Regions from separate parts of the Mus musculus genome. Here region 1 is linked to region 2. The links are chromatin contacts, found by POLR2A ChIA-PET in ENCODE. All regions are on one chromosome and are shown on one strand. Each heading gives the region's core, a stretch centred on a gene start or an enhancer-like site at or near the end of the contact. The rest is flanking DNA. Distances are from core to core; before and after follow the strand shown.

Region 1 (5,394 bases), core at 2,511-5,010, 91 kb before region 2:
CAAGTTGTCAATGACTACATGACAGACGTCATAGACGTAGACAGCATGTTGCATTGTGTCTATGACGGACCTGGGGAAGAGAAGCGGCCATTTAAATAGTCTTCAAGTAGCCTCAGGACACTCCAGAGGAAAGAGCTTGCATCCTGAAAACACTGATGAAGACCCGCTCTTCTGACCTCCTGTTCTCTGAAAACCCCAAGCCTGTCTAAAAAGACTGGCTGGGAGTCTCACTGAAGCTGGAAAAGGAATCAAAGATATGATGTGATCTCTCAAAATGAAAGGCAAGGCTAGGAATGGTGACACACACCAGTTAATCCCAGCACTCTGAAGACAGAGGCAGGTGGAGCTCTGTGAACTCAAGGGCAGCCTGGTCTACATAATGAAATCCAGGACAGCCAGAGCTATCAAGAGAGACCTGTCTCTAATTAATTAATTATCTCCTTAAAAAGTAACTGGGTGGGCTGGTGAGATGGCTCAGTGGGTAAGAGCACCCGACTGCTCTTCCGAAGGTCCGGAGTTCAAATCCCAGCAACCACATGGTGGCTCACAACCATCTGTAACAAGATCTGACGCCCTCTTCTGGTGTGTCTGAAGACAGCTACAGTGTACTTACATATAATAAATAAATAAATTTAAAAAAAAAAAAAAAAAAAAAAAGTAACTGGGCTCTGAGGGTCTTACCTGATGCTCTGTTGTCCGTGGAAAGTCATGAAGTAGAGAGGCAGGTCCTCAAAACGGTCTGCCCACTCTTCATACTTGTCCAGTTGCTCTTCCAGCCGTGTCACAGCAAACTGGGTCAGCATGACCCGGGCTAGTCTCACGTTGCTGATCTCAAAGCTACCCCACAGTGTGTTCACTCCCTGGGTACACAAGTCCAGGGCATACTCACTGATGAATGTTGTCTTGCCACTGCCTGTTGGCCCTATAGGGGGACGGACAAAGCTCTGAGTTAAGAGGAGAGTCTGGCAGCACATGAGAGGCAGAAGCAGGAGCGTCTCTTAGTTCAAGACCAGCCTCGTCTATAGAGTTCCAGAACAGCCAGGGCTACACAGAGAGACCCTGTCTCAAACAACCAAAAACAAAAACAGAGGGCTGGAGAGATGGCTCAGCAGTTAAGCATGCTGACTGCTTTTCCAGAGGTCCTGAATTCAATTCCCAGCAACCATGCAGTGACTCACACAACCATCTGTATTGAAATCTGATGCTCTCTTCTGGTGTGTCTGAAAACAGTTACAGCGTAACCATATATATATAATAAATACATCTTTAAAACAAGAAACAAACAAAAAAGGAGATGAAAGTCTGGTCTTTGAACCAAGATTCCAGTCAAAGTTGAGAGGGGAAGCCTCCTTTTAACACTGCCAGCAGGGAGCTGGAGAGATGAAGCGGTAATTGAGAGCACTTGTTGCTCTTGCAGAAGACCTGGATTTGATTCCCAGCGCCCACGTGGTGGCTCACAACCATCTGCAAGTCCAGTTCCAAGTGATATACACACATAAGCGAAGCATTCATGCACATAGACACTGCCAATGGCCAAACCCCACATACTTTGTCACCATCTTGTCTAATCCTTTACCTAAGTCACTGATATTTTTATAATACTACTTTATGGATATGGGTGTTTTAGCTGCATGTGTGTCTATGGATTACAGGTACGCTTGGTGTCCTTAGAAGGCATCAAATCCCCCCAGAACTGGAGCTGCAGACAGTTGTGAGCCACTATATGGGTGATGGAAATATAACTCCAAGTCCTCTGCAAAAGCAGCCAGTACTCTTAATCACTGAGCCGTCTCTCCAGCTCCGAAGCAGTGATCTTATAGAGTCACCTGTAAAGACCGTCAACTCGCCCTTCCGATGTCCCTTCAGCAGACGATTCAGGTCTGGGAAGCGGCTCCAACGGACACCAGCCGCTTGCTCTACATTTGACAGTTCTCCTAAAACCTCCTCTCGGAGCTGCCGAAAAGACACAATAGACTTGTGCCAGGCAGGTAGGGCGGTACGAAGAATACGGGGAAGACTTAAGCCTTGGTTTAAGGCCTCCAGGGGACGAGGCTGTTGGTTCCCAGGCCTCACCAGAGAGCATCGCTTGGGGTTGAGTTTTCGAGCAAACAGTTTGGCAGCTTCCCAGGATCGAAGGTCATCTCCTAACCAGAACACAATCCGACGGAACTGTTCAAGGTAAGGCAGTAAGGCTGGGGGTAAGCAGACTGTCCCTCGGGGTAGGGAAAGGGTTGGCAGCCCCGTCGACTGGCTCAAGGCCAGGCTGTCCAGTTCACGACTTGTCACAACCACCTCAGTATCTCTCCGGCTGATCAGTGGTAATCCAAATAGGTTGTGATAGACACCAGGCCGGGGGATGGTGGTCTCTACATACTGTACTCCATTTTCCTGACCCTCAGCCCCTAGTAGCTTCAGGCCACGTAATCCTGAGCTCCCAGGGGTGAACCAAGGGAAGACCAGACTTCGAGCAGATCGAAGATAGCGGACACTGAATCGCCTGAGTGTGTCATCTGTCACCTTGGTAAGGCCAAACATCACACGAGCTAGCTGGGCTTCCTCAGGGTCTGGAAGCTCCCAAAGAGGTATGGCTCGGTTCCAGATCCTCAAGACCTCCTCCCTAACCTCAGCTTCTGGGCCTTCCCTAAGTAGGACACCCTCTTTGGCCCCATCCCCTCGTCCCTCCACACTGGCCTGCAAGTCTTCCCAGCTCCCTTCTGCTAGGCTGGTCATGCAAAGAAAGTGTCCTGTGGTCTTGTCAATGAAGAGGCAGAAGGAAGTGGGAGCGTCCTTTTTCTCATTTTTGATGTCTGAGGACACCACAAAGGGACTTGGTGCTCGAAGGCAGCTGTGGCCATCCTGGAAGGGGATCCCATGTGCACGTAAATACTGGCGGATTTCAGTCGTAGTCACCGGCGACACTGGCATCTCTAAGGCTGGGAGCGCTTCTTTTCTGTACCTTCTGCGGGGAGGGCCTGGCGCCAAGCTTCTGGGCAGGCCCCTCCTACCCACCCACTCGCCACGCAGTGGCAGCAAGATCCGGAGGGGATATGCACGTCGGAGAAGAAGCCACATTCCTAATGGAGTGGGACGCCACTACTGCAAAAGCTTTTGTTGTCTGGTTCAGTGCCTTCACTAAACCAGACCCTAGGAAACCTTCTACAAGGCACTCGCAGAAATCACTCCTACTGGCTTTTCTCTTTATCCCTCCTCAAACTTCTTCACGAACACAGTTCTTACTCCCCTCGGTTGCCTGTGTATTGCTACTTCATCCCTACACACCTACACTGCCCTTTCGCGTCTACGCCTCTCTCTGAGGATTCTCCTATCTCTAGGTCCTTTACGGATTTCTCTCCACCAGCTCACTTCTAGATCCTTCTACGGTCCCTCGATCTAAACGGCTTCTCTGTATCATCTCTTCACGTCTACTACCCCTCTACGGACTCTCCTGGCTAACCTCATCTCTACCGCTTTCTGCATCCCGTCTGAACCCCAACTCCAGGCGCTCCGAGCCCCCAGCGCTCACAGGCACTCTCCACACTGCTGGAGGTCACGCGCTCCGGCCCGGCTTCCTCACTGGCTCCCTTGCTCTGCCCTCCACTTCAAAGCTCCACGCTCCCGCCCCCAGCTTCGCGTCACCACTCTCCTTTCTAGTGTTCTGTCCGCAACGTGGGTCGCCCGCTCGCACGCGCTACTCGCGGTGACTCCGGAAGCAAAACTCTCCAGGGCGCCCATGCCACAACCCCGGAACCGGAAGTCACCGGTTAGTCCCGCCCCCCGGCTCCGCGTCCTGGCTCTCTAACCGTAGCCATGACCGGTCGCGGGACTTCGAGCCGCTTTCTGACCAGCGTCCTCCATAATGGGCTAGGGCGTTACGTGCAGCAGCTGCAGCGCCTCAGCCTCAGCCTCAGCCGGGATGCGCCCTCGTCCCGCGGCGCCAGGTGAGGCACGCGGAAGCGGGAGCGCCGGAAAGGGAGGCGGGGAGCTATGGGGCTGGGTTCGGGCCACCGTACTCACCTTCGCCGGGTCTCGCAGGGAGTTCGTGGAACGCGAGGTGACCGACTTCGCCCGACGGAACCCAGGAGTCGTAGTATACGTGAACCCGCGCCCGTGCGCCATGCCACGAATAGTGGCCGAATACCGTGAGTGGGGCCGAGCTAGGGCGGGGGTGGGCGGCGCGGGATCCCGGCTTGCCCGCTGCGTTCTGTTTGTCTGATTTCCGACCTGGCGCCTTCCACTCATCCCCTCCACGTCCCTCTCCCAGTTAATGGGGCTGTGCGCGAGGAAAACGTCAACAGCAAGTCGGTGGAGGAGATCAAGTCGTTGGTGCAGAAGCTGGCAGACCAGTCCGGCTTGGATGTGATCCGCATCCGCAAGCCCTTCCACACGGACAACCCGAGCATCCAGGGCCAGTGGCACCCCTTCACCAACAAACGGACTGCCCTCCACGGGCTGCGGCCCAGAGAACTCCGGGATTCTGCTCCAGCTTCGATGCAAGCACAGTAAAGAACCAGGCGCTTTGGACCGTGAGAGGGATAGGATTGGTTCCTCTTTTGGATTTCAAGCTCAGGCCGAGTAGGTGGGTGGAGCCTACCAGCCGGGGCGTGGCCTGAGATAAAGAAGAACCTTTTCCTTTGCCCACTTGTAGCTAGGTGCAGTGACCTTGTGAATACCCTAATTCTGATTCAATTGGCCTCCTTGCAAGCTGAGATGTGAGAAGTGTACAACACTTGTACAAGGACCGTGTTTTCTGAAATACGAATAATAATGACTTCAAAACACATGAAAGAGTCTGGAGGCTGTCTTCTGAAGGACACGGGATGCCCTGTTGCTCTTGCTGGTATGGCATTGGGCAAGGCACCTTATATCCGTGTTTGTGTGCAGTTTAGGAAGTTGAAGATGAGCCTGGCGTTGGTAGTGCATAACCTTTAATCCCAGCATTTGGTTGGCAGAGGCAGATGAATCTCTGCGTTTAAGGCCAGCTTGGTCTACAGAGTGAGTTCCAGGACAACCCAGTCTCAAAAACTAAAAATGAAATAAAAAAGAAAAAGAAAACTGAAGTCATTAAGACTATATTTGAAGGGGCTGGTGAGATGGCTCAGCAGGTAAGAGCACCCGACTGCTCTTCCAAAGGTCCTTAGTTCAAGTCCCGGCAACCACATGGTGGCTCACAACCATCTGTAAGAAGATCTGATTCCCTCTTCTGGTGTGTCTGAAGACAGCTGCAGTGTACTTACATATAATAAATAAATCTTTAAAAAAAAAAGCAGTGTTTAAAAAAAAAAGACTATATTTGAAGATTGATTATCTATCATGTGTATAAATACATGCCTGCATGTATTTCTGTGCACGGTGCGCATGCAGTGTCCATGGAGGCCAGAAGACAGTGTAGGGTCC
Region 2 (4,913 bases), core at 2,198-4,697:
GTTTTTCTCTGGAGAGGTTCCACACTTGCCAGTCACAATAATGTGTAGATATTGACAGGGACAGATGTCTAAGATATCTTATGTGAAGGGGGAAAAAAAACAAGAAACAAAACCCCAAGCCCAGAAACCACAGCCAACTCCAGGGTAATGTATATTGTGTGCTTTGGTAGATTATCCACTTTGCATGTAATTTAGACAAGAAAGGCGGGAGGAGCCACAACTTTTGCTGTTACTTATTTGTGATGCTGGAGATAAATCCAGGCCTTGCACCAGACAGGCTACCATTTGGAGGAAGAACAATAATCATTTTGAGAGAATGCGTCTTCTAAAAGAGCACTGAGGTCACCATTAGAGGAAAAGTGGAAACTTGAGCATTTTGCTTGCTTATTGTTTAGAATTTAAAAAAAAAAGACGTATTCCTTTTTATTTTATAGTTTTGCCTGTGTACCATGTATACGCAGTGTCAGAGGAGGTCAGAAGAGGGTGTCATATTCCCTGGAACTGGAGTTGCTGAGCCACCACGTGGTTGCTGGGAACTTGGGTCCTCTGGAAGAGCAGTAAACACCTTAAATCTCAGAGCTGTCTCTCCAGCCTACGTCTTTAATGCATATGTAGGTAAGATGAGGGAACACAGTTAACTGCAGGCATAAGACTGCTTAACTCAGCCGGGTGTGGTGGGAGGCAGAGGCAGGCGGATTTCTGAGTTCAAGGCCAGCCAGGGCTGCACAGAAAAACCCTGTCTCGAAAAACCAAAAAAAAAAAAAAAAAAAAGGCTGCTTAACTCTACAACAGTGCCTCTCAGCCTTCCTAATGCTGCAACTCTTTAATATACTTCTTATGTTTTGGTGACTTCCAACCATAAAATTATTTCATGGCTACTTTATAACTGTAATTTTGCTGCTGTTATGAGTCATACTGTAAATATCTGTGTTATCTGATGGTCTTAGATGACCCCTGTGAAAGGGTTATTAACCCCTAAAGGGGTTGCAACTCACAGGTTGAGAACTCCTGCTCTAAGTGGCCACAGGTTCTACTATAAGAATTTTGTAACAATTTACAGTTTACAAATCTATGCATAAAATGTGTCCATTTCTGCAGAGAAACGAATCTGGCCACATGTACTTGAACACCATTGTAGTTACTCCTCTGAGGGCTGGGAAGTCCACTTTTACTTTGCCTACTTCTCTTTTTGATATGCTTACAAATGAGCATTTGTAGCCAGGAACAGTGAAGATTAAAATCAAAACAAATTGCCAGCAGCGGGTAGTTAGGCCTTGTCCAGGGATAGCTGACTCTATAGTGATGTGTGATGCATAGTCTTAACCTCCACTTTAGGCTTCGAGTGCAGGAATAGCATCTTTTTCTCCCCACCTGCCGCCTCTGACCTCTGGCCCCATTGCTGCCTCACCCCCACCCTCAGCCCAGTCCGTCTGGGTTCAGTTGGCATTCTGGTTATTAAGACTAAACTTGCTGGGCAGTGGCGGTGCACGCCTTTAATCCCAGCACTTGGGAGGCAGAGGCAGGTGGATTTCTGAGTTGGAGGCCAGTCTGGTCTACAGAGTGAGTTCCAGGACAGCCAGGGCTACACAGAGAAAACCCCCCCCAAAAAAAAAAAAAAAAAAAAAAAAAAGACTCTAAACTCTGAGTTGAAAAAAAAATGTCCACAGTTGCAAGTACTCAGGAAGCAGAGGCAGGAGGATTGCTTGGTGTGCTAAGCACTGTAGAGACCCCCATCTCAAAAGAAGACAAAGAGCCGGGCGTGCAGCACTCGGGGGGTAGAGGCAGGCAGATTTCTGAGTTCGAGGCCAGCCTGGTCTACAAAGTGGGTTCCAGGATAGCCAGGGCTATACAGAGAAACCCTGTCTCGAAAAACCAAAAAAAAAAAAAAAAAAAAAAGAAAGAAAGGAAAATGGAAAGGAAAGACGTGAAAAACGTACATTCTCCATTTTACATTTTCAGCTTACTGATCCATGGAATTGATATTGGATCTACTAATGAAACTATGTCCTTTGCCTCTGTAAGCAATCCTTCTGCCAGGCGGAGGTGGTGCACACTTTAAATTTCAGCACTTGGGAAGCAGAGGCAGGAAGATCTCTTGAGCTCGAGGCTAGCCTGGACTACAGAGTTCTAGGACAGCCAAGGCTATACAGGGAAACCCTGTCTTGGGGGAACAGAAAAACCACAGCAACAATCCTTCTGGATGTTTTCTTGTGCAATTTAGTACTTTATATAAATGCCTGAAGAAGCTTGAAGCTAGATAAATGTAAAAAATTGGATATAATCAATGAAATATGTATAACAGTGAGTTAAAACAAAACAAAACAAAGCTGAGTCTGACACATGAGGTAAAAGCGTGTGTCTCCAAAACTTGATGACCTGAATTTAATCCTGAGAACCCATGTAAAACACTGACCCAGAGTAGGCATCGCGATCCTATACTCCGACAGTGAGGCAGGTTGCAGAAACAGGAAAGTTGCCTGGAAGTCCAGGTAGCCTAAAGTACCCTGTGAAGTAGCAGAAATGAGAGACCCTGCCCAACAAGGTGGAAGGCAAGAACCCTCCCAGGAAAGCTGTCCTCTGACTTCTACAGACATACTGTGTGTGGAGTGTGCATCCCCCAACCCCAAACCACAGTGCCATGATTAACTTTGAGGTAACAGCCAGGCATTGTCGTGCTTGCTTCTGATCCCAGCACTCTTGAAGCAGAGGCAAGAGAATCAGCAGTTCAAGGCCAGCCCTTACTACATCTTAAGTGTGAGGTTAGCCTGAGCTATATGAGACTGTCTCAAAAACAAAAAAGGGACTGCAGAGACGAATCAGCAGTAAGACCTTAGTTCGGTTCCCAGCACCCACACAGCAGCTCACAGCCAGTTTCAGGTGATCCAACACCCTCTTTTTGCCTACTTGGGCATTGCATGCATGTGGGACATATATAAACAAAACACCCATATAAATAAAAGAAAAACAAATAAGTCTTAAAACAAGACGGCTCAGTATGGTAGCACAGGCCTTTAATCCCAGCACTCAGGAGTCAGAGGCAGATTGATGTCTATGAGTCTGAGGCCAGCCTGGTCTACATAGCAAGTTCCAAGCCAGCTACAGCTACATCATGAGACCATGTCTCAAAACACAGGCTAAACAAAAACGACGAATAATAATAAACAAATTAATAATAAACAAAATAAATTATTTAATTATTATTAAAAAATAATAAACAAATAAAACCGTGGAGGTAAGCTACCCTTTCTCTGGCCAATGATGCTCACCAGTTTTGTGACTGCAGTGAGGTAGCCCCTACTAGCCATAAGGAGACTACAGTTCTCAGGTGGTAGAGCTATGCATTGGCGGGAGGAATTTTCACCAGCTGAGAGGCCTCTCTGGGAGGAACATTCCTTAGGGGCTGGGACTTCCTGGAGAAAGGCTGCTGGGGCCAACTGGGATTTACAGGGATTTAGCTAATAACCCTGGCTCGGAGACACAGATTGCTGTCTGCCTCCTCCCGCCCCCCTTGTGCTATCTCAAGACAAAAACCTCAGTGAAAGACAGGCCTAGAAGAACTGAGCCTCCTTGAAGTAATAGATCTTCCCCTAGGTTACCCAAGGAGAGGGAAAATGGGGAGGAAAATGGGGCTCTGGGACAGATGGGTAGTACCCAGAGAAGCCTTCCGGGAGCCATGCTGGAAAGGAAGAGCCGGTCCCCAGAACCAAGCCTTGTATCACCGGGAAAATTCTTTACTCGGTGTGGCTTCCTGTTTCTTCTTCACATTTTCTACCCCCGTTTCCATGGTGATTAGCAGTAAATCAGTTACCAAGTAAAACAGTAAAAGCTGAAAGATATCTTTAGGGACAGGCAGGGTACAGGGAGCTAAAGAGGCCTGCAAGGTCATTCCTTCATGAGAAGAAAGTGGGTCCAACCTAGAGCAGTTTTCTGGAAGTGGGGGTGTCTGTCCAGGCAGCGAACTTGGGCCAAAGAAGGCTTAAGGAGGAGCAGTGTGCTTAGTTTTTGTAAAATGTCCACCTTTATTTTATTTGTCCCTATATTGTATTTAGTTCACACCAAATTACAGATAATACATTTCCTTGTATTGGCTTTTACATTTCTATCTGAACCAAAGGATGGAACTATGTCTCACACGTTCCTATATTCCAAAGGGTCTGCTATCCACAGCCTGATAAGGAACTGGGCAGATGTAAGAGGCTCAATATAATTCATTTCTTTCTTTCTTAGCTGACAATATTTCTATATAGGACAAGTATGGTGGTGCATGCCCTTAATTCCCGCACAGCAGAGGAGAGGCAGAGGCGGAGAGGCAGAGGAGGCAGAGGCAGAGAGGCAGAGGAGAGGCAGAGGCAGAGGCAGAGGCAGAGGCAGAGGCAGAGGCAGAGGCAGAGGCAGAGGCAGAGGCAGAGGCAGAGGCAGAGGCAGAGGCAGAGGCAGAGGCGGAGAGGCAGAGGAGAGGCAGAGGCAGAGGCAGAGGCAGAGGCAGAGGCAGAGGCAGAGGCAGAGGCAGAGGCAGAGGCAGAGGCAGAGGCAGAGGCAGAGGCAGAGGCAGAGGGGCAGAGGGGCAGAGGCAGAGAGGCAGAGAGGCAGAGAGGCAGAGAGGCAGAGAGGCAGAGAGGCAGAGAGGCAGAGAGGCAGAGAGGCAGAGAGGCAGAGAGGCAGAGAGGCAGAGAGGCAGAGAGGCAGAGAGGCAGAGAGGCAGAGAGGCAGAGAGAGAGGCAGAGAGGCAGAGAGGCAGAGAGGCAGAGAGGCAGAGAGGCAGAGGCAGAGAGGCAGAGAAGCAGAGAGGCAGAGAGGCAGAGAGGCAGAGAGAGAGGCAGAGAGGCAGAGGCAGAGAGGCAGAGAGAGGCAGAGAGGCAGAGAGGCAGAGGCAGAGAGGCAGAGGCAGAGAGAGGCAGAGAGGCAGAGAGAGG

Evidence for each region. ChIA-PET counts read pairs that join two places held with the same protein, here RNA polymerase II (POLR2A).
Region 1: POLR2A ChIA-PET joins it to region 2 with 13 read pairs in Patski. The contact joins the promoter of Mrpl43 here to the enhancer-like site in region 2. POLR2A ChIA-PET finds 5 or more read pairs at or near these places in 2 of 5 experiments (Patski and embryonic stem cell).

What each region holds. Positions count from the first base shown.
Region 1 is chr19:45,004,808-45,010,201 of GRCm38, reverse strand. Mrpl43 (mitochondrial ribosomal protein L43) reads left to right here and starts at 3,760. Exons shown (of 3, transcript NM_053164.3): 1 at 3,760-3,938; 2 at 4,033-4,139; 3 at 4,262-5,188. The coding sequence starts at 3,808. The coding sequence ends at 4,503. It overlaps Twnk (twinkle mtDNA helicase), which reads right to left and starts at 3,644. Exons shown (of 5, transcript NM_153796.4): 1 at 1,827-3,644; 2 at 682-922; 3 at 1-70. The coding sequence starts at 3,072.
Region 2 is chr19:44,913,530-44,918,442 of GRCm38, reverse strand. No RefSeq gene overlaps it. Among named protein-coding and RNA genes, the nearest start is that of Slf2, 15 kb to the left of the region's middle. Within about 2 kb of position 3,447, at least 1 of the 3 ENCODE cell types and tissues checked has a DNase peak (open chromatin) inside an H3K27ac peak, as active enhancers do.